Linked DNA regions of Homo sapiens: regions 1 and 2 are each linked to region 3. Evidence: chromatin loops called from intact Hi-C (ENCODE). Cell type or tissue: endothelial cell of umbilical vein. All regions are shown on one strand. Region 1 has its middle 120 kb from the start of SLC12A2. Region 2 overlaps SLC12A2-DT (SLC12A2 divergent transcript). Region 3 holds the start of LOC124901059 (a long non-coding RNA gene).

Region 1 (8,000 bases), 290 kb before region 3:
AATGTATAAAGTAAAATGGGCAAAGGATCTGAATAAACCTTTCCCCAAGGAAGATACAGAATGGTCAATAAACATATGGAAAGATGCTTGACATCATTATTCATCAGGGAAATGCAAATCAAAACCACAGTGAGATACCACCACATCTACTAGGATGGCTAGAATGAATAAAGTTGGATATTAATAAGTATTGGCAGGGATATTGAGAAATCAGAGCCCCTCATACAGTGTGGGTGGGAATGTAAATAATGTAGCCACTTTGGAATAAGGCCTGGCAATTCCTCAAAAATTAAACATGGTCATATGAGTCAGTGATTTCGTTCTTAAGGTGGAATTCTAGTCAAGAGAAGTTCCATTCAAATCCACTCATGAAAAATAAAAACATATCTACATAAATGAACACAAAATATTCCTAATAGACAAAAGGTGGAAACATCCAAACATTCAACTGATGAATGGATTAACAAAATGTCATATATCCATAGGACAGAATATTATTCAGCCATAGAAATGAAGTACTGACATACACCATAACATGGATGAAACTTGGAAATATTATGCTAAGTAAAAGAAGCCGGACACACAAGCCATATTATTCTGTTTATATGAAGTATACAGAATAGGCAAATGTTAAACAAAGTAGATTTGTGATTGCTTAGGGCTGGGAAGGATGGGAACATAGGGGAGTAAACAGAAGAAATGGGGGCTCTTTCTGAGGTGAGAGAAATATTCTAATATGACTCTGGTGATAGTTGCACCTGTGTATATATCTGTGAATATATAAAAATCCATTGAATTATACACTTTAAGAGGGGAAGTTGTATATGAACGATATATCAAAGCTGGTTAAAACGTATTGGCTTGGATCATGAACAGTCCAGGGGTCCACACCCCTTGTCACTCCCACTCTCAGCTCTTCTTGCCTCTGTTGGCTTTCTCACTTGGTGGCAGAGATGATGACTAGTAGCCCCCAGCTGACCTTTTACCACTGTGTTAGTTCAAGCTGCCATAGTAAGATACCATTAGAGTGAGTGGCTTAAATCACAGAAATGTATTTCTCACAGTTCCAGCAGCTGAGAAGTCTAAGATCAAGGTGCCAGCAAGGTTTGGTTCCTGTGAGGACTCTTCCTGATTTGCACCTGGCCACCCGCTGTGTTTTCTGTCCACAGTGCATGCCTTTCCTCAGTGCAAGCATGTGGAGAGGGAGCAACCTCTGGTTTCTCTTCCTCTTCTATGTACTCTCATCCTGTGGGATCTAGGCCCTATCCTTATTACCTTACTTTAATTACTTCTGTAAAAGCCCCATGTCTAAATATAGTCACATTGGGGATTAGGGCTTCAACAGATGAATACTAGGGGGTGGAGGGGGTATACGAATCTTCAGTCCATAAAAGCCACACTAGCAAATGCAGTCAAAAGCACACTTCCATACCAAAGGGGCTAGAAGCTAAAACTATAAGCACACTTCTCTCCCAAAGGGGCTAGAAGCTGCAGCTGCCTGCTCTTAGCCCAACTTAGAGCAGGATTTTGTTTACGGACCAATCACTTTGACAACCCAGGCCAGAGTCATATAAACACCATCAAAGCCTGAGTGGATCAGCCCCACCCTAGCCAGAGAGAAAGTGCCTCATCCCAAAGGGAAATGTTGAGTCTCATCAAAGAAAAGGGGCAAGATGAGGCCAAACAGTAAATAGCCCACAATGCAAGGTCCACAGTCAAGGAACCTGCATCCCAGGCTTAGATGGGGCAGAGACTGCCTGTGTGTCCAATGGCTAGTCACCAAACTCTATACCCCTGTGCATTAGTCCGTTTTCACGCTGCTATGAAGAAATGGGTAATTTATAAAGAGACTGGATAACTTCTAAAGAAAACAGGTTTTATTGACTCACTGCTCCACATTGATGGGGAGGCCTCAGAAAACTTACAATCATGGCAGAAGGGGAAGCAGGCACATCTTACATGGTGGCAGGAGAGAAAGTGTGAGCGTGTGAGGGAGGCACTGTCAAACACTTACAAAGCCATCAGATCTCGTGAGAACTCACTATCACCAGAACAGCATGGGGGAAACTGCCCCCATGATCCAGTCACCTTCCATCAGGTCACTTTCCTATATATGGGGGGATTATGGGGATTGCAATTCAAGATGAGATTTGAGTGGGGACGCAAAGCCAAACCATATCACCCTGGTACCCCCAGATTACAGCACTGGGAAGATGAGAGGAGAAACATATGTGACAGCACTCAAGAACCAGAACTCAGAACTCAGGGGCTAGAAGGGAACTTTAGGATCCCCACCTCCCTCATTTAACAAATTTTTCAAAACTAGTCTACAGAGGTAGATGTAAGACAACTTGATATGATAATTAAAATTGATTTCACACCACTAGACCTGAAAAAGACAAATTCATGCACATTTGCTAGCTGTCAGAACTTTAAGCAGGTGACTTCATCTCTCTCTTCATTTTATGATTAAATTGCCAATAAAAAAATCATCTCATAGGACTGTTCTCGAGATTACGCAACATACTTTGCAATGCAGAGATCAGAATGCCACACTCCACACTCATGTAACTCAGATGGGCCATGCAGACGTGAGGTTATTGGACTTGAGATATAAGCAGCTTTCTCTGGAGCCTGACGTCTATCTCCAACAGAAGGAGAGAACTGAGCAGGAGATCCTCACCTTACTATGGTTAGAATGTTTGTGTCCCTTCCAAAATTCATGTTGAAAGTGAATCCCCTGTGCAACAGGATTAAACATGCATCCTATAGGAAGGTGATTAGCATCTTATAAAATGGCTAGAGGGGGCAAGTTCATCTCTTCTTGTCCTTTTTGCCTTTCCTCCATGTGAGGATGGGGTTCGAGGTGCCATCTTGGAAGCAGAGATGGGGGCCCTCCCTAGACATTGAACCTGTCTCCGGAACTGTGATAAATACATTTTTGTTCTTTACAAATTACTCTGACTCAGGTACTCTGTTTACAGCAACACAAAGGGACCGAGACGCCTCTCTTGTATGAGGTCTTGTCATGCCAAGTGTATGGGATTTGGAGTCAGCCTGGTCACAGTTTGAACCCTTGTTACACCATTTTGAGACTGCGGACCTCAGAGAATCTGTTTCCTCTTCTGTAAAATGAGGTGACTATTCCTCTTCTGTAAAATGAGGTGACTATTCCTATCTAGCTTGGGGTACAGTAAGATTAAATAATGCATGTCAGATGCCTGGCACCTAGCGGGGATCCAGCTCATCTAGAACCTTCCCCGCTCTTTCCCCTCGCTTGTGTGGCAGGAGTGGTCTTGGGCATCATGAAATCATTCGACCCCAAACTGTCTCCCCGGCAGGAGTTTGTTTTGCTTTCTTGAAATCGGCCATCATTCAATTCCTCTGCCAGAGTCCATGTTAGCCTGAGACCAACTGGAAATTTTTTGCCTCTGAGAAAGGAAACCAGAGAGACTCCTCCGTGAGCTCCGGAGGAAGAGACGCCAGCCTTCTGACTTCTCAAAGCATGTTATTCGCATCACTACCTACTCAGGCCACACGGGGGAGCCGCGGGCCGGGCAAAGGCGAGTCCGCGCGCCCGCCCAGCGCACACCTGCCCGGCGGTGGCGGATGCCGGCTGCGGGCTCCCAGCGTGGGCCAAGAGTCCTCACTCGGCGAGTTACACTGAAATCAAAATGAAGCAGAAAGATGTGGCTTTAAAAAGAGAAAAACATTTTCAAGTCACGTGCTTTTTTCTTCGCTTCCCTCTTATCGTGAAATCTGAGAAATGTCAAACAAGAAAGGAATGAAGTAAATCAGGATTACAGTTTAATTCGAAGGCAGGTGGTGGGGGGTGAAGGGGAGGGAAGGAGGGAGGGAGGAAGGAAGCAGGAAGGAAGGATGGACGGATGAATGGGTCTATCCTAGGATCCTTCTGTTGGTGTGAAGTTGGGAGTGACTCGGGTTAAGCAGAAATGGGATTATGCGAACCCTCAGTCACGTGTCTGGGAAAAGGATCTCTTGAAAGACTGGAGGTTTTAACAAATAAGGATTTGCCCGCATTCGTGTACTTTTCGGCACTATTTTCTCAAAACAGCAGACACCTGTGGGACTGAATTGTTCACTAATCCTCAAAGAATAAAAGCAACCTAGAAGCATTTAAAGGGCAGTTAAGATAACAGCCTGAACTTGGACAAGCAGGTGGCCAGTTCCTTAAGCAAATACTTAGACACCTAACTAAACACTACCTCTCTTTTTTTCCTTGACTTAAGCATTTCAAACCAAGCCCCCACCACCTTCCTGAGCCAGGGTCCGCAGGAGCTCCAGGGCCACTACACATGGTGTTGCCCTGCCCTAGATAATCAGTAAGTATTCACTGAATCAATAAGCACTTTAATAAATGATCCTCTCTTCAAATCATCATTAACCTTAATCCTTAGCATGAAGGAAATAATGAAATAATGGTTATTATAAGTTAGGTCTCAAGAATTCAAGCATACATGAAACATGCCATGCAAATCATATTAGTGTGTAGTTGTTACAACTAGAACACTCAACCAAGTCACACGTTCCAAAAAGCTCCAATCCTAATAATGCTCCATGCCTATAACCCCTTTGAGCTATTCCCCTGTCACCAGCAGCCTTCCCCCTTTATAGATTTAATCTTTTCATTCATCCCTTCATGAAGTAAATCCTGTATTGAAAACTCCAAGCTGCTCACAAATAAGATAAGCCACTAGAGGTATGAAAGTGATTGTCAGTTACTCAATCTAATGGGGAAATCAAATAAATGACAGTGGGATCGTCCAACAGATCAGGTGGAAGGGCTACAGGAGGAGTGTGGTGATGGGATGTCACAGGAGTTTTACAGAGAAGGTGACTTTTGAGCTGTGTCATCAGGAAACAGTAAGACTTTGCTAGTTGGAAAAAGTCACAAGTAATAACTGCAGTTTCCCAATTCATAATGTTTAAAAAGCATGGGTTTTTGAGTCACACAGTCCTTAGACACTTGACAAGATAAGGCATTAATAGCAGAGGTTCATTTGGCTTTTTCACAGTGATAAATTCATTTATTTTTAAAATATTTTGGCACTCCCCTTTAGTTCTACAAATGTACTGATACTATACTACAGTTATCAGTGAAGCAACAGCATGTAGGAGTGGGATCCATGGGTTCACCTAATACCTTAAATATCTGCCATAATCTCTTGGTAGTCCTTCCCTCATCAGTGATGAATAAGTGGGAAACAAAATTATTACACAACCCATAGTGTTCATAAGAGAAACCAAACCAGTTCTTTGCTTCATTCATTCACTTATTCATTGACTCAGACATTAATATTAATTGCTGATTATGTTGCAAGCCTTGTCTAAGGTTACTACCCCTAAGGAGCTCCCAGATTGGTGTAGACCACAGAACAAAACCAGGTAACTCAAGTGTGTTACCAGGTGACACCAGCATAGTGAGGACATGAAACGGCCAAGCTGGTGAGCACAGAGGGGCACAGCAGAGAGGGACCCTAATCCAGACCTGTGGCATCAGAGAAAACTTCCTGGAGGAGGTCTTTCTGAGCTGCTTCTTGAAGAGTGCTGTACTTTCCTCTAATCTGGTCTGGAGGGCTCTCCCTGGAGAGGGGTTATAAATTCTAGTCCTGCCCTGATGGGGCTACAGGAAAGGCGGTCATGAGTATTTACAGTGTGCCTTTCATGGGATACTACTTTACCCTGGTCAATGGCCTCATGCCTAAGTGTCTGACTCATGACCAGGTGTCCCTCTCACAGGAAACTTGTTTATATTGGCAGACACCCTTGTGGCTCTTGTCTGACCTGTGTCCAGTGCATTCTTACCAAGATAGCCACTCTGTAGGAGAGCTCTGACGGGGAGAAGAGTTAGGTTCGACTGTGTCCGTGGGGTGAGACACAGAGGAGGCAGTGCAACAAACACATTAAATAACAAAAGCAGTGCATTACCTACAGACCCAGAGAGAAGAGGGCAGCACGCCTTGCCTCACAGGGCCAGTGGGATGAGAAGAGCTGTCCAGGACACATGCACTCAACCAAGGAGTGGGGAGCAAGAGAGAGAGAACCTGTGGGACTAAAGCCTTTACTGGGGACCAGGGCATTACCCAGTTTCCCGTGGGTAATTCTACTTGGTGGGTTTGGAGCAAGCAGGTCCATGTCTCATGCAGTCACACTGGGACTGGTCACTATGGCATATCTGCACAGTCCATGTTAGGTACGTGGGTCAGTAAGGTGATTCAAGTAGGCTGCATTGGGAGGTGGTCCCATAGGGAGGTGGTCACCAGGAGGCAGTTGTATAAGGCAATGTATAAGTCCATTTTCATGCTGCTGATAAAGACATACTTGAGACTGGATAATTTATAAAGAAAAAGAGGTTTAATGGACCCACAGTTCCACATGGCTGGGGAGGCCTCACAATCATGGTAGAAGGTGAAAGACATGTCTTACATGGTGGCAGTCAAGAGAGAATGAGAGCCAAGTGAAAGGGGTTTCCCCTTATAAAATCATCAGATCTCGTGAGTCTTATTCACTACCATGAGAACAGTATGGGGGAACCGCCCCCATGATTCAATTATCTCCCACTGTGTCCCTCCCACAACACATGAAAATTATGGGAGCTACAATTCAAGATGAGATTTGGGTGGGGACACAGCCAAACCATTATCAGGCAGATATCTGGATTGACCAGGTTGAGGAACTGGGAGGAAGTGTAGAACTGGAAACTCTGTCAAGGGTGACTGAGCCCTGCTTCTGGTATGAAAGAGTTTAAGTTTCAGTCAAAGTAGATGCTGCAGCAATGTAAAATTATGAGTTCATGACAAGGAGGAAAGTCAAAGGCCAGCCAGAGAGAATGGCATGTTCCACTGCCTGGAAGCAAAAGAGCCCACTGTGCCAATGGTTAGTCTGACTGGAGTATAGAGCTCCAGGCATGGCAAGTGGTGGCTGAAAATGAACCTAGAGAGAGGCGTGAAGGGCTCAGAAGTTGCTGAAGAACTTGGAATGCAGCCAAGGAATGGTTTTAAGCAGAAAAGCGATAAGATCAAATCTGTCTTTTGAACTTCACCCTGGCTTTAGTATAGAGACAGGTATAACAGAAGGCAAGAAGACAGATTAGAAACCTTTTGCAATAATGTGCGAGAAAAACACAACTGATCTTGGCTAATCAACAAAGTCCCAGTCTAAGTTAGAGGGCCAGAATGATGATTTGGATTCAGTTTAACTGGCCACTGCTTGGGTCTGCTGAAGAGCTAGCAAAGAAACTAGCAGGGAGGCACAGTGTAAAAATGATAGACGTAACCAAATTTCTTGTGGATGCAGCTGTCGTATTCAGGGGAGGAGGGTCCCCTCTCTGGAGGTGGAGGGAAGACTTTGAATAATGCCCAGATGCATTATTTGAATCAGCAAAAAGAGCCCACCTCTTCCCTGGCTGGACTCTGGACTCTGTTTCTTTCCATCATATTAGGCTTAGGGCAGGCCTGACATGGTCGGTCTCAGTGTTGGAACCCTGAACTGATGTCATGGAAAAAGGGCCGGTGAAAGGTAGGAAGATTAAAGATGTTGAGAAAAATGTCAATAGGATAGGGTGATGAATTGCACCTGAGCAGTGAGCAGAAGGGAGGAGTTCTGCAAGGTGTCTGGATTGGTTGAGCGCTGTTTTCTAATTCAGGAGAAAGGGGGAGAAAAGAGTTCATAGCAATTAACACTATACGCCAGCCAGTTTACATATTTTGACTTACTGAAATCTCATAACACTTCTGAAGGGGATCGTAGTATCCTCATCCTAGAGTTGAGCAGCAAGGCTCAGGGGGGCCAAGGGAAGTGTCTGTGCTCATAGGGAGCTGCAGAGTCAGCTTCAGGAATCCACAATCTCTCTGGAAAGCTACATCAACACTTCTCTTGTCTCTCACAGTTGGGCCTTCTGGTATTTTTATGCTCAACTTCTTAACTTCTCTGAAAAAAGCACGGTCTCCTGTAGTAAGCAGAAAACAATCTTCCACTCA
Region 2 (8,000 bases), 80 kb before region 3:
CCATGTCAGTGTCCCAAAGTATCTAAACATCGATTACATTTTTCATGAGCCTAGATTTTTCTATAGACAAAGAAAAGTTTGCCCTCTAGTCTTTTTTTAATCAAGCTCCAGAGCTAACTTATAGTGAGTTGCTTAGAAGTGGAAGACCCTAGTCATTGCCTGACTCTGGGGCCCAAGTAGATCATGTGTGCATTTGACTGCAAGCCACTTGGGGTCTTAAACAACTCCAGGTGTGGACTTTCTGTGTATAGTCAAGACATTCTTCCCAAAATCTTAAATAAAATTGCTTGTTGCCCATTAAATTTTATTCTTTTTGTTTGTCTTGTGTGAATTCCTCCACAAACTTGGTATGAAATTAATGCCACCATTATTTTATTCATTTCAAATAATCTTTTTAGTCTCACCTGTTTTGTGTGTGTGTGTGTGTGTGTGTGTGTGTCTGTGTGTGTGTCTTTCAGGTCTCTAAGAACACTAGGAATTTACGTAGTCCAAAGACGGGACAAAGGGAGAGTTAGGAGCCTGAGTTTCATATACAAGCAAAGAGAGAAATTGAGTCTGATCAATTCCCATTGCCTCTGGCTGTCACGGGATGTCACTATTGATGACTGCTCTCAAGACAAGTGGTGTGTATCATAGCTGTGATGGTTCTGTGGTTTAGAAGGGGTCCTTAGAGGGAGTCCAATACCACCCCACCAACACTAAACTTGCTTGGCTCTTTCCTATACAGCACATTAATAGGTCTCAGGTTTGCTGGGTTGGTCTGGCCTGATATTTGTCCACTCATAGACCCAAAACAACATCTCCCTTCTCTCCTTCAGGATCCACTCAGTTTGATTTCATTCATATTGAGAAGACTTGTTCAACTCTCTTCTGAGGATGAATACTTTCAGTAACTCAAAAGTGTTTTATCTTCTGAAAAGGATTCAGAAGTGATTCCAGGGTACTGACAGCTACTCTTCTTTTGTTTGGGAAGGATTACTGTCCCCAGGGTATAATCTTCAGTGAGATAAAGGTGATTGGTGATTTTGTGGCACTTTTCTAGATGGCTTAGATTATAGTTTGTTTGTTTCCTAAATTGTGATATTTTTGAAAGGACACTAAGAATAATTGTACCAGAACTCCACTCATAAACAAGGGAAGCTAGGATGTTTGGTTCTTCAAAACTTTTTTCATTAGAGAGGAAAGAGAAATAGAAATGTAATGTATGGTGGACCTTCTACTACAATGGATAAGAGCCTACTAACTTTTTAACGTCAAAAGAAAAATCAAATACCATTCACTGAAGGAGAACAGGAAAAAAAATTAAAGTTTGTCTTCAAACAAAAATGGATATTATACTGATCACACAAAGTCCCATAACTAGATTTTCTTTCTTATATAATCAACATTTATTGAGCACCAACTGCATGCAAGGTCATACTGGTCATGGGGAATGCATGTATGAATAAAACATTTCCCATCTGCTGTTTTGAATAAAAAAAATTTCAACTTCTACATCTGTTTTTTCTCTCTGAAGCTGCTGGTGTTACTTGTATTAAGTAATAGTAAGATTGAAATTTTGTCAGGAATTTATCCATTTCTTCTAGATTTTCTAGTTTATTTGCATAGAAGTCAAATCCCTGAATAGACCAATAATAAGTTCTGAAATTGAGGCAGTAATTAACAACCTACCAACAAAAAAAGTCCAGGACCAGACGGATTCACAGCTGAATTCTACCAGAGGTATAAAAAGCAGCTGGTACCATTCCTTCTGAAACTATTCCAAGCAGTAGAAAAAGAGGGAATCCTCCCTAACTCATTTTATGAGGCCAGCATCATCCTGATACCAAAACCTGGCAAAGACAAAATAAAAAAAGAAAATTTCAGGCCAATATCCCTGATGAACATCAATGCGAAAATCCTAAATGAAATACTGGCAAACCAAATCCAGCAGCACATCAAAAAGCTTATCCACCACAAACAAGTCAGCTTCATACCTGGGATGCAAGGCTGGTTCAACATACTCAAATCAATAAATGTAATCTGTCACATAAACAGAATCAATAACAAAAACCACATCATTATCTCAATAGATGCAGAAAAGGCCTTCGACAAAATTCAACAGTCCTTCATGCTAAAAACTCTCAATAAGCTAGATATTGCTGGAACTCTGGAAAGCTCAAAATAGTAAGAGCTATTTATGACAAACCCACAGCCAATATTATACTGAATGGGGGAAAACTGGAAGCATTCCCTTTGAAAACCAGCACAGGAGAAGGATGCCCTCTCTCATCACTCCTATTTAACATAGTGTTGGAAGTTCTGGCTAGGGCAATCAGGCAAGAGAAAGAAATAAAGGATATTCAAATAGGAAAAGAAGAAGTCAAATTGTCTCTGTTTGCAGATGACATGACTGTATATTTAGAAAACCCCATAGTCTCAGCCCCAAATCTTCTTAAGCTGATAGGAAACTTCAGCAAAGTCGCAGGACACAAAATCAATGTGCAAAAATCACAAGCATTCCTATACACCAATGACAGACAAACAGCCAAATCATGAGTGAACTCCCATTCACAATTGCTGCAAAGAGAATAAAATACCTAGGAATGGAATACAACTTACAAGGGATGTGAAGGACCTCTTCAAGGAGAACTACAAACTGCTGCTCAAACAAATAAGAGAGGACACAAATAAATGGAAAAACATTCCATGCTCATGGATAGGAAGAATCAATATCGTGAAAATGGCCATACTGCCCAAAGTAGTTTATAGATTCATTACTATCCCCCATCAAGCTACTATTGACTTTCTTCACAGAGTTGGAAAAAACTACTTTAAACTTCATATGGAACCAAAAAAGAGCCCGCAGAGCCAAGACAGTCCTAAGCAAAAAGAACAAAGCTGGAGGCATTATGCTACCTGACTTCAAACTATACTACAAGGCTATACAGTAACCAAAACAGCATGGTACTGGTACCAAACAGAGATATAGACCAATGGAACAGAGCAGAGGCCTCAGAAATAACACCACACATCTACAACCCTCTGATCTTTGACAAACCTGAAAAAAACAAGCAATAGGGAAAGGATTCCCTACTTAATAAATGGTATCGGGAAAACTAGCTAGCCATATGCAGAAAACTGAAACTGGACCCCTTCCTTACACCTTATACAAAAATTAACTTAAGATGGATTGAAGACTTAAACATAAGACCCAAAACCATAAAAATCCTAGAAGAAAACCTAGGCAATACCATTCAGGACATAGGCACGGGCAAAAACTTCATGCCTAAGTCACCAAAAGCAATGGCACCGAAAGCCAAAATTGACAAATGGGATCTAATTAAACTAAAGAGCTTCTGCACAGCAAAAGAAATTATCATCAGAGTGAACAGGCAACCTACAGAATAGGAGAAAATTTTTGCAATCTATCCATCTGACAAGGGCTAATATCCAGAATCTACAAAGAACTGAAACAAATTTACAAGAAAAAAACGAACAACCCCATCAAAAAGTGGGCAAAGGATATGAACAGACACTTCTCAAAAGAAGACATTTATGCAGCCAACAAACATATGAAAAAAATCTCATCATCACTGGTCAATAGAGATATGCAAATCTCTATTGAGATTTCTATTCTGTTAGAATGGTGATCATTAAAAAGTCAGGAAACAACATGCTGGAGAGGATGTGGAGAAATAGGAATGCTTTTACACTGTTGGTGGGAGTGTAAATTAGTTCAACCATTGTGGAAGACAGTGTGGCTATTCCTCAAGGACCTAGAACGAGAAATACCATTTGACCCAGCAATCCCATTACTGGGTATTTACCCAAAGGATTATAAATCATTCTACTATAAAGACACATGCAAACGTATGTTTATTTCGGCACTGTTCACAATAGCAAAGACTTGGAGCCAACCCAAATGTCCATCAATGATAGACTGGATAAAGAAAATGTAGCACATATACACCATGGAATACCATGCAGCCATAAAAAAGGATGAGTTCATGTTCTTTGCAGGGACATGGATGAAGCTAGAAACCATCATTCTCAGCAAACTAACACAAGAACAGAAAACCAAACACCGCATGTTCTCACTCATAAGTGGGAGTTGAACAATGACAACACATGGACACAGTGAGGGGAACATCACACACCAGGGCCTGTCGGGGTGGGGGGACTAGGAGAGGGATAGCATTGGGAGAAATACCTAATGTAGGGTGACGTGTTGATGGGTGCAGCAAACCACCATGGCACATGTATACCTATGTAACAAACCTGCACGTTCTGCACATATACCCCAGAAATTAAAGTATAATTAAAAACAAAAGAAATTTTTTTTAGTGTTATAGAATTAGTATTGGTGAATTCCTTCTTTGCTATTGTTTTAAATTTCCTTTGAAAACAAACAGCAGTTGAATTAAATATGTTGAATTGGGAATATGCCAATATTTTATTCTTCTTAAAATTGGAGAATGTGATGACTCTGAAACATATGCATCCTGGCTTAGTCTAAGCATCAGTCATTGATTGCTGTGGCTGCCTTCAGTGTAAATCTTGTTTAACCTTAGTCTAGCTCAAAAGACAAAATGCTCTCAGTTAGGTTTGACAGAAGAACCTGTAAAAACAAGAGGCTTACATTGTACCTCTGGATGGTTTGGAGTAACTTGTGATAGATACTCTGTTCACCTGGCATAATTAGATTCAACATTGTTAAAATGTCTGGATTCATAATCACAGCTCTTGGGAACATTAATAAATTGTGGAGGCCATTTTGTTTGCATTCCACAAAGGATGATCTTTTTGTAAAGCTTGCTGTGCAGGGGAGATTTTTGGGCTCTCTTCCAAGATGACTCAGCTCTTGTCTGGCTGTTCTATGAATTGGTTACTTGGAAAATAATGTAAATAACAACTGCAATGGTAAATTACAAGTAGGGACAGCAAGCATCCTGGACATCTAGCATGCAAAAAAGCCCTGCCCATTAAGGCAGGCATTTAGGTCAGTTGCTGATGCTATGGAGGCAGATGTTATGGGAACATTGTAGCGTACATGTGTTTGAGCACATCTTGCTCAGGGATGCTGGATGTGCCTCGCATTGCCTTGACCACAGACACTGACCACAACCAGGTATCTGGAGAGGATGGAACAAGAGTAGTGCAAATTTATAATCATTTCTGAAAAAAACAAAACAAAACAAAACAAAAAAACCTCAAAGCTCCTCAAATTCTAGAATATACCATGTGGTTAAACAGCTAATTACATGCTGCCTATGTTTTCCTTAATTTGTTCCACATGTGATAGTCTTAGCTCCCCAAATAGACTGTTAGAAGGCATAGTCCCTGACAAAGCTGGGAAGCATGAGGAGCTGGTATTGGAAGTCCTCCCACCCACCCTCTCCTGGTGTCCTCCACTACCCTCCCCATCAGCCCCCAGAAGTACTACTGTTGTATCCCCTTTCCCCTAATAGGACACTGTGCTCTAGGCCTACCCAGTGTGACCTTTCCAATTAGGCAAATCTGTTAGAATTTGCTCAGTACTTACTGTGTGACCTCTGGAAAGCTCCTTATCTCCTTGTTTCCTCCCTGTATGGAGCTAAAAATACTGGATGGTTGTGAGGATTAAACAAAGTAAGGTATTAAAATGGCTTAAACAATGTGTAGCACATGTAAATAGTGTAATAAATGCTGCTCCTCTTTGCTTCTCCTCAGTTGAATTCTAACTGTACTCTACACTTACTGAGGCTGACTCTCATGAGTTACATCTGTAAATGAGAATTATGTATTTTAGAGTAGAAAAGGCTTTAGAAATGATCCAGGCTGGAAGTTTTTGAGGAGTGTTCTCCATGGCCTCGGGTTCCTCTGGGACATCCCGAGGAAGGCTGCAGTATTGCCCAAGGAGCAGAGCTGGTAGAGCTCTGGCTTTTGACCTCTTTTAATCAGAGAAATACTGCTTTTATCAGTTGTAAATAGTGAGATTTTCATAAGATTTCATTTTGGGAATACAAAAGTGTTCTGTTCCTTGCCCCCACCCCCACCCCCCAAAAAATAGTTTGAAATGCTGCTTTGGCCAATACTTCATTTTATGGATAAGGGAAATGAAAAAAACTCAAAGACATTACAGATTCAAGCCTTTGCCTTGTTCTTTCTACCCCAAGTCCTTGGACTCTCCCTTCTTGGAGCACTTCCTTTAGCGTTTTAAATGCCATTTGACCAGACTCCACATTGAACTGTACTCTTGCAAGCTTTGTTCAGTAAAGATTTATTAAATTCAAATTACCACCAAAACTTTCACAACTGTTTATGATTGAAGCCCCTTCTACGACTGCCAACATAATCTGAGTTTCATTTGTTCACTTTTTGAAATCCAAATATATTGGATTTGAAATCCAATGTAGAGAATTACTCAAGTAATACAATAATATGTGCTATAAACATTCAAACAATGAAGATGTGTGTAGCATAAAAAGCAAAAGTGCTTCCTCATCCATCAGCCTTCCCCTAAGTCAGGTCAGTTAACTTCCTACCCTACCGTGGAACCACTGTTAAAATTTTAAGACATTGAAGATATTACTCTGAATCTACTTACATTCACATTCACATATAGTTTCAGTTTTCTCCATATAAGGAAAACCAAACTCCTTATATTGTTTGACTTGATTTTTTACTTCTAAAAAGTCATAGAGATATTTCTGAGTAAGTCCCTATATATCAATGTTACTCTTTAAAAATTCTCCACGGTATTTCCATTATATTTCTTGGGGTGAATGTCACCAAAAATGGGCAAATAGATGGTTTTCTTTTTTTTTTCCATTACAAATACCCTTGCAATGAACATTCTTGTATATATCTTCATGTACACATTTGAAAGTATATCTCTAGCTTGGGTGAGGTGGCTCACGCCTGTAATCCCAACACTTTGGAAGGCAGAGGCTGGTGGGTCACTTGAGGTCAGGAGTTTGAGACCAGCCTGGCCAACATGGCGAAATCGTGTCTCTACTAAAATTACAAAAATTAGCTAGGTGTGGTGGTGCATGTCTGTAGTTCCAGCTACTCGGGAGGCTGAGGTGGGAGAATTGTTTGAAGCCGGGAGGCAGAGGTTGTAGTGGGAGGAGATTGCGCCATTGCATTCCAGCCTGGGTGATGGAATGAGACTCTGTCTAAAAATAAATAATAAATAATAAAAGTGTATCTTTAGAATAAATACTGGGAGAATTTCACGGTCAATTAAAAAACTTGATAGATGTAGACAAACTGCCCTCCAAATTTCCATATTCATTTATCTTCCCATTATTACTCTCAACCAATACAAAATATTTAAACATATATTTTTCTTTTATTATATTTTAAATTTTATGTCTTTAATTTTTCCAGTGAAAAAGATTAAAGTGATTTATTATTTTATTTTGTAAGTCTTAGTTTCTTGACAGGGTTGAATGTCTTTGCACATGTTATTTCATTTGTATTTTGTTCTGTAAATTATCTCTTTATATCACTGCGCATTTTTCTATTGGGTTGTTTGTCTTTTTCTTATTCATTTATAGCTTTTAAAATGTATTTTTGACATTTTTTAATATACATAATATATTTTATTTTAATCCTTTGTTATATATATTACACATTTTTTCTTCATTTATTTTTTAACTGTTAACTTTGTTTATGGTCTATTTGATATATAAGATTTATGTTTTCATACGGCAACATCTGTCAGTCTTTTGCCTTATGCCTTCTGCAAGCCCTGTCAAATTTTCCTTCCTAATTCAAACACTTCACTCTTCTTTCTGTCGTTCTTGCCTAAGACACTATTTTCTCTTGCCAAGACCACTGCAATAGCCTCATAACTGATCTGCCAGCTTCCACCCTTGACTCTCCACAATTCATTGTCCATGTCTTTCTTATTAAAAAATATTTATGCGATATTACTCTGTTTAAAATTCTTTAATTAATTCACATTTCATTTAGGATAAAATCCAAACTCCTTGCTCCAGCTTGCTTTCTTACTCTAACTTACTCTATTTTAC
Region 3 (8,000 bases):
GCGGTCTAGGTAGAAGTGAACCTAAAAATCCCTTTTCCAGGATACTCAGGATATTTTCTTTCTCTTTGGTGGTCAGTGAGGCCTCAAGATGTAGAACCACTCAGTTACTAAGGTGGCCAACAATGAAGAGGTAAACGTAGGTTTATCACAGATGGTAATCTGAACAAGTGGAACATTCAAAGGCCAGGGAGGAGAAGACACAATCTTTTGGAAAATATGGTAAAGTGGCATCTGCATTTGAATTCTTCCTAGACCTTCCTTTTCTTATTGTGTTCCTGGAGCTTCTCTGGGCTTTAGTTTGTTGGTCTGTAGACTAGGCATCATAATACATGCTTTTGCAGAATTACCCCAGGTCACAGCTGAAAAATTATGGAGCTGGGACTTAAGTTCATATCTGCTTGACCCCAAAACCATTTGTCTTGTCCTTGAATCATGCTATCTCCAGAAAGTTCACATATAAACCAGAACATTTCCTCTATGGCTAAACAATACAGCTAGCTGTCAATAGGGCATGGAAAAGCTTTTGGACAGTTTGACTTTTGATGATGGGACCATGTGTTGGTCAGGGCCAGTGCAGAACACACCTACAGTGTCACCCACCCTAATTAACATGGTGAAGGGTAGAGCAATGTGGAACTGACTGTGTTTTATTCTATGATTAGGTATAAGCCTGGTTTTGCAGTATATACAGCAAGCCATAGGAAGTTTCATTGGAAGCGTTGTGGAACTCATTGAGAGTTGAATGGAAGAAAGAACCTATAGCAGAAATTTCCAGTTGCTTCAAATACCTAAGCAGAGAGTGAAGAGTTCCTCCTCCCCAGGTAATCCTGCATCTTTTGGATATAATAGCTCCAATGAACACCTTCTTATCACCACAAGGAATCCACCTCTGATAAGAGGCTGCCTCCCTTGCCGAGAAACCTCCCACTATCACAGAGGCTCGGTGTTCTCCTGTGATGTCTGCAAGTGCAGAAGCCCTTGGCTTCCCAGAGTAAGCTCTAAACATCTTTAGTATAACCTCTAAACATTACAGTTAAAAAAAGAAGTGTAAAGTACAGCTTCATTTTTTTTTTTTTTTTTTTTTGCTAAACCCAGGAATCTATTCTCACTAGAGATAAGGAAAACAGCTATACAACCCATTGTTGTACTCTGTTAAGGAGGACTCATAATTTATGCTTTAAGGGGAGGCTACTGGAAAAATAGCCTGAATATACTGTCAGTAGCGTTTCCTTGCTTGATGTTGTTTCCTTGTTTCCTGACAAAAATTTTTTTTGGGACGGGAGCAGTTGCTCACGCCTGTAATCCCAGCACTTTAGGAGGCTGAGATGGGTGGATCATGAGGTCAGGAGTTCGAGACCAGCCTGGCCAATATGGTGAAACCCTGTCTCTAGTAAAAATACAAAAAAAAAAAAAAATTAGCTGGGCATGGTGATGTGAGCTTGTAGTCCCAGCTGCTCGGGAGGCTGAGGCAGGAGAACTGCTTGAACCTGGGAGGCAGAGGTTGCAGTGAGCCCAGATTGCACCACAGCACTCCAGCCTGGGCGACAGAGCAAAATTCCATCCGAAAAAAAAAATTTGGTGAGAGGTGGGAGATATGTGAGTAAAGAACTTAAAAAAGCCCAAAAACAATTATCTGGGCATGGTGGTGTGCTGCCTGTAGTCCCAGCTACTGAGGAGACAGAAGTGAGAGGATTGCTTGAGCCCAGAAGTTCAAGGCTGCAGAGAGCTATGATTACACCACTGCATTCCAGCCTAGGTGACAGAGTAACACCACCCTGTCTGTAAAAAAAAAAAAAAAAAAAAAGTGGTATAAGGCAAAAGATAGAGAATTGTTGTATTATCTGTCACTCCCTTTTTCAAGTTTACTGTACATTGTTTAGTAAGTTTACTGTACCCCTTTATGGACCTAGAAGGAAAAATTGTCTCTTTGTATATCTATATCTATCAATAAATATATCTAAATTATAGAGTGCATGAACTTATGGTGCTGAGAAGAATATAATACATGCTTTTTCAGCTTCTTTTGATCACTTCAAAGAAAAGGATGCAGGATTTGTCCATTAGTATTACAAGTAACTGGTAATGTCTCCAGAGCCATGAGGATTACAGAGACTTATATACCAACAGCAGGTTTAGCTCCCAGCTTCTCTTCAGCCATCATAACACCCCGCATTAATCTTAGTGTTTGCCTGTCTACATGTCTGTTCCTCACTCTGGCATGAAAATTCCTTGGGGTTAGAGACACTGTGTTACCTGTCTTCATGTCCCCTGGGCTTGAACAATTTTATGACCCACAATGGATGTTCCACAAATATTTGTTGACATACATACACATATTGTGGGACTCAATGCATGCCTTGTGAAATTAAAGAAAGCGATTTCCATTGCAGGATTTGATAATTGGACTGACCGTGATGGGCATTTTAGGTAGCTATTAATATTTTGTGTTCTTATTGGATGATATTGTTTACAAAGTTTGAAGGTCACATTTTACATAAAAGTAAACATCTCAGTTGGTTAATATAAGTCATTCAGAGGAAGTTTTTTTTTTATGTCTAATAAAATTACACAATGCATGAAGCTACAGGAAACTCACATTCTGCCTATCTTCATTTTCCAGCTAAATTAGGCTCCCAGAAAGGAAATATGCTTCTCTCTCACAGTCTGCCACTTTTAAACAACCTCAAAGGCCTATTCCCCATGGGTTATACTTTGGCAGGACACTGCTGTTAGCCTGTGTATGGGGTCATGTGAAATACTGTGATCTGGAGAGTCAGTGGTCCTCTACTTACTACTGGATACCACCTTTCCTGTGGCTCCTGCATGGGAAAAGAAATCTCCATGTTTACTGCAGCGGGGAAACAATGGGACTTTTTGGGGAATTGTGCTACATTCAGTTATTTACGCTTCTACATATTTGTTCAGTTCTGAACAATCACTAATTCAACACTGGGAGTTTATGGCTGTATGGATTTCCCTAACTACACACCCAACCATTTATAAGCACAGCTGGAAGTTTCCTTTTATATTGCACCAATCACTTGCTAGTAAAGATGGATGCACTAACCCACAGATCTGAGAAAGCCAGCCACATTGGTTTTATCTGGATCTGAATTCTTTGTATTAGTTAATTTACTTAAGAAGCCAGTCTAAAGAGCTGCCACCCATTCTTGTGTGTTGAGCTTTTGCAATTTTTATTTAGTGAAGATGCCAAAAGCTTCGAAGGACCCACCAAGCAGTGATCTTGTTTAAAGGTTGATAGAGGATTTTACATTCATCATCTTGACAGCCATAAAGGCACATATTATTTTCAGATAATAAATAAGACAGGAAGAGTCTAGCCTCTAGCTTCATGCAGAAGATGCAAATCTGAGGCTTTGGAGGCTCAGAAAGGTCAACTTTTCTTTGCAACACATTCTGATTGTTTTCATCTTCTTATAGGCACTTGGCCTGTTTTGTCTAAGTTTAACATAAGCCTTTTTCACACAGGTGCTTTTCTTGGCATCCACAGAGGAAATGAGGAAACTGTGCCAAATTAAAATGAGCACATTTTGAAAATACGGAAATTTGATCCTTGTATTGATTCCTTTTCATAGAAGAGGCAATAAAAGCCATTGTAGAGATGAATTGAGATTGTGGTCTCCCTTAAGAATTAAAATATATATATAAACCATTCTGTCAAGCTTTGAACACTTCTATTCATCTATTTTGACCAGAAAATTTTAAAAAGAAGAATTTATCATTAGTCCAGTAAACTTCAGTGCATCATTGTCTTAGCACTTTATAACTAAAGCTTAAAAATAAAGTAATGCTATTAGGAAGTGCCCTGGACCAAGCTCAGAAAATATGAAAGTTGCTTCTAGTTTTTTTTTTCCATTAACTAGCAATGTGACAATGAATGAATTGTGTCACTTTACAGCTGTTGATATTGGAACTATTGTATACTAAGGACACAAAAGACTGCAAATTAGGTAGCAAGTTAAAAAGTAGCAAACATGTTAAAAATAGGAAAAGTCTGTTTTCTTCCTAAATGCAACCCATTTTGAAGAACACGTTTATCTAAATCTAGTATGGAATACCTCAAAATTTAATTGATTTCTTCTTTTTATTGATCTTCTATTCTTGCATAGTAGCAAGGGGAAGAAGTGAACTTAAACTTGCCCATTTAGGGTAACTCAGTCCTTGCAGTTTGGAAACAGAAGTGCTCCTACTTGTGGCCAGTCAACGTAAGGTATTGTGAAGGGCCTTGAAAAGTCCTCAGGCTCTGTGTGGTGAGGCAGTGAAATTGGCCCCAGACCCACCTGGGTGTGTATCTCCCTGTCCACTGCTCTCGCCCAGGGGTTGATCTTGTGTCTGCCTTCACAGACCTTTCTCCCTATTCTCTCTTCAGCTCCTCCTTCTAGCAACAAAAAGGTAAGCATTTTCTTTATATCACATCACATGACCTCCCTTTCTTCTTCATGCTGTAATCTAGGGCCAATTCTCCAAGCTTGAGTTCTTGATATACACTATAAATTGAACAATAATAAAGTTACATTTCATTGGTCAAAAAATGGTTGAATGTTAAAAATTTTGTGCAACTCAACCTATGAAGATATGATTTTGAGAGTCTGAGAAAATCATTTTTTCTTCTCAAAACCTGATTTTCACAACCATTATTTCCCTATAGAGCTTAAAAATCTCAACTTGGATGCCAAAGTTGAACAGTTATTCTTTGTACTATGCAGTGTTTACTCTTCCCTACCCTGAGGAGTAACCCTCAGCCTCCCACAAGGTTTACACTTAATGACAAAAGGAAATGCGAGGGAGAAATAAAAATAAAATAAAATTACCAAGTCTATAAATCATATCAGAGGATATTTCAAAATATTAGTGTTCTACCAGTATAAAAATTCAACTCAGGTACAAATATAACAGTTTTAAGTTTTTCTTGAGCATGTGACAACGCCAACATGATTATATTTTAGCAGGAAGAAGTGATGTTAAACTTTATTTCTAATCTAATTTGTTTGAGGTTTTTATTCTGTTTTGGGAAAGTAAAAGAATGACTTATAGTATTACTTTAAGAATAATACCCCTTTACACTTCTTTGAAAATTAAGATTTAGAAAAACCCTGTTCATATAATTGTATTTCATTTAGTTCTGAGTAAGAACCTGTAGACCTCTAAATTCCTAAGGGGAGAAACTGATTTGTCCCATATCAAAGAGCTGTTAAATTATATGACCAGGGGAAATAAATGTGTTTGGATTATTAGTATGTTTTGAGCATTTCCCCCTCCAAAATAATCATCTATCTGGAAACAAAAAAAAGCATGAAGTTAGCTGTCCCAGTGCTGAACAAGCTGTGAGATGTGTGTGGTCTGTGTGTGTATAAGACGAGACATTAGATGAGATGGGTCCTCTACAGGTGAGCACGATAATGGCATTAAGCCAATCTTTAATGGTTTATCCAAAACCATTAAATTGTGGTTGTAGTCTTAGAAAGTACCAACCCTGAGTAGGCAATAATCTTCCTTCCTTCACAAATACACTGCCTGTTTATTACAACCTGATTATGACTTAAAGAGTTTATGCACCATTTCTATTTGGTCTAGATAGGCAGAATGCTCTGGGTTATCAGATTAAATATCTGGATTTTCAGTTCATATGGATTCAACTAATTTTACAAACCGGCTAAAGATTTTTGTAGGTTTTGTTTTGAGAGAAGAGTCACCAGCATACCAAAGATTTTTGATGACTTAATTTTTGATAAATAATAAATCTTGTTATGTGAGCTACATTACTTCTACCAGTTTCAGCCACTGGTAACAGACAGATATAATGAAAATTTAAACCCTTTTGAAGTAAAATCGAGGCAAAAATCATTAATTACTTGAAATAGCTGATTAAGATAAAGCAAAACCTTTGAAATAGATGTCAGACTTTAACATTTATTTTAAAAGCAAAACTTTGAATAGATGTCAGACTTTAACATCTATTTATATTAGTCTCTCTGTTGAGAAAGGAAATAAATAATTAGAATAGTTTTTTATATCTAAAATTACTATAATTGATACTAATATTGGATCACAATAACTGAAGAATTGTAATATGCAAAATTGTTTTCAATGTAAATTACTTGAGATAACTTTATAACCCAAATCTGAAGTTTTAAATTAGGTAAAATAAAACATTTCAGTTTGTTTTAAAACATAAAATTTGAAAAAAATACCCCTATATAAATGAATTATTTTATTTTTTGTTCTGCTCTTATTTATTTGTTTAGTCTCTGTAGACACTAAAATTATGGCTAACTTGTGGGTTTCTTGGACTTTGTTCACAGATATGACTCCTTGTAACTTTTTCCAAATTCAAACAAGGTAGTGGTAGAGCTTTTCAGTAGTATAAAGATGTGGTTTTTTTCAAAACCAAAATGAGCTAACACTTCACACCTGTTAGGATGGCTATCGTGAAAAAAAACCCAACCAAACAAAAAAACAAAAACCAAAGAACCCTCAAAATATCAATTGTTAGCAAACATGTAGAGAAAATTTGAATCCTGGTGCACTGCTGATAAGAATGTAAAATGGTTCAGCAGCTGTGAAAAATGATGTGCCAGCTCCTCAAAAATTAAACAGAACAACCATGTGACCTAGAAATTTCACTTCTAGCTATGTACCCAAAAGAACTGAAAGGAGGAACTCAAATAGATATTTGTTTTTGTTGGGGTTTTTTTTGGAGACAGGATCTTACTCTGTTGCCCAGGCTGCAGTGCAGTGGTGTGGTCATGGCTCACTACAGCCTCTAACTCCCGAGCTCAGGTGATCCTCCTGCCTCAGCCTCCCAAGTAGCTGGGACCACAGACATGTGCCACCATGCCTGGCTAATTTTTGTATATTTTGTAGAGTTGAGGTTTCCCTATGTTGCCCAGGCTGGTCTTGAACTCATGGGCTCAAGTGATCCACCCCCCTCAGCCTCTCAGAGTGCTAGGATTACAGGTGTGAGCCACTGCACCTAGCCTCAAATAGATGTTTGTACACCTGTGCTCATAACAATATTATTCACAACAGCCAAAAGGTAGAAACAACCCTAATGTCCATTGTCAGATGATTGGTTGAACAAAATGTGTTATATACATACAATGGAAAACTATTCAGTCTTTAAAATAATGCAATTCTGATACATGCTACAACATGGATGTACCTTAACATTTCCTAAGTGAAATAAACCAGATACAAAAGGACAAATATTGTGTGATTCCACCTGTAGGAGGTACCTAGAATAGTGAAATTCATGGAGACAGAAAGCAGAATGGTGGTTACCTGCAGGCGGGGGAGAGCAGTTATTTTTCAGTGGGCAGAGGGTTTCAGTTTGAGAGAAGGAAAAGTTGTGGAGGTGGATGGTGGCGGTGATGGTTGCACAGCAACGTGAATGTACTTAATGGCACTGAATTGTACACTTGAAAATGGCCAAAATGTGAATTGTATGTTGTATATATTTTACCACAATAAAAAAACAGTTATAAAAAAAAGAAGTGATTTTTGATCAGGCAAATCCAGCTTGCCTTTGACAAAATTGCTGCTTTCTACCTGCACTTAGATTTCCCCTCAGGAATGATATCTCTCTCCCTATTGGCTACCTGGCATAAATTAGTTAATTTCTGCAATTCTCAGTTTTCTCATCCATCAAATAAAGGAGTGAAATTGGGTAATCCCTGCTTTTTTTTGAGCTATGATTCTCACCTTGGATGATTAAATGGAAAATACTAAGCCATTACTTAAAATAGACTATGCTTTTGGCTTACTTTTTTTTTGCATTCCAATTCTCTTAGAAAAGAAACATAGGCTGTGAGTTTACTTTTCATGTCAGTCACACCTTTTGATAGCTGTAAGTATGCTATTTTGCTAAAGTGTATTAGTATCTTGTCAAAGGTCTTAAACGTGAAATATTTTGAAAAAGGGCAATTTTCATCACATAAATTGTGAACTTGACATGAAAGCATGGTATCTGCATCAGCATT

Evidence for each region. Peaks named below come from ENCODE experiments on the same cell type or tissue, not always from the same donor. Only the 100,000 strongest peaks of a DNase experiment are listed, where the experiment ranks them.
Region 1: it touches region 3 in a loop (6-fold over the local background); 5 of 110 quality-filtered maps call a loop at or near these places.
Region 2: it touches region 3 in a loop (4-fold over the local background); 3 of 110 quality-filtered maps call a loop at or near these places.

Annotation. Positions count from the first base shown.
Region 1 is chr5:128,197,064-128,205,063 of GRCh38, reverse strand. No RefSeq gene overlaps it. Among named protein-coding and RNA genes, the nearest start is that of SLC12A2, 120 kb to the right of the region's middle. RefSeq lists a silencer at 3,455-3,634 and an enhancer at 6,440-6,819. In endothelial cell of umbilical vein, a CTCF peak has its summit at 3,532 (motif pointing right); DNase peaks (open chromatin) are centred at 3,533 and 5,723; H3K27ac peaks cover 425 bases.
Region 2 is chr5:127,985,092-127,993,091 of GRCh38, reverse strand. All of the region lies in intron 2 of SLC12A2-DT (SLC12A2 divergent transcript), which reads left to right. Among named protein-coding and RNA genes, the nearest start is that of SLC12A2-DT, 94 kb to the left of the region's middle. In endothelial cell of umbilical vein, no CTCF peak of the experiment used is centred here; a DNase peak (open chromatin) is centred at 4,821; H3K27ac peaks cover 990 bases.
Region 3 is chr5:127,905,504-127,913,503 of GRCh38, reverse strand. The region is part of intron 6 of CCDC192 (coiled-coil domain containing 192); the gene reads right to left. LOC124901059 (a long non-coding RNA gene) reads right to left here and starts at 4,344. Exons shown (of 3, transcript XR_007058925.1): 1 at 4,302-4,344. In endothelial cell of umbilical vein, a CTCF peak has its summit at 4,201; DNase peaks (open chromatin) are centred at 2,763, 3,433 and 4,193.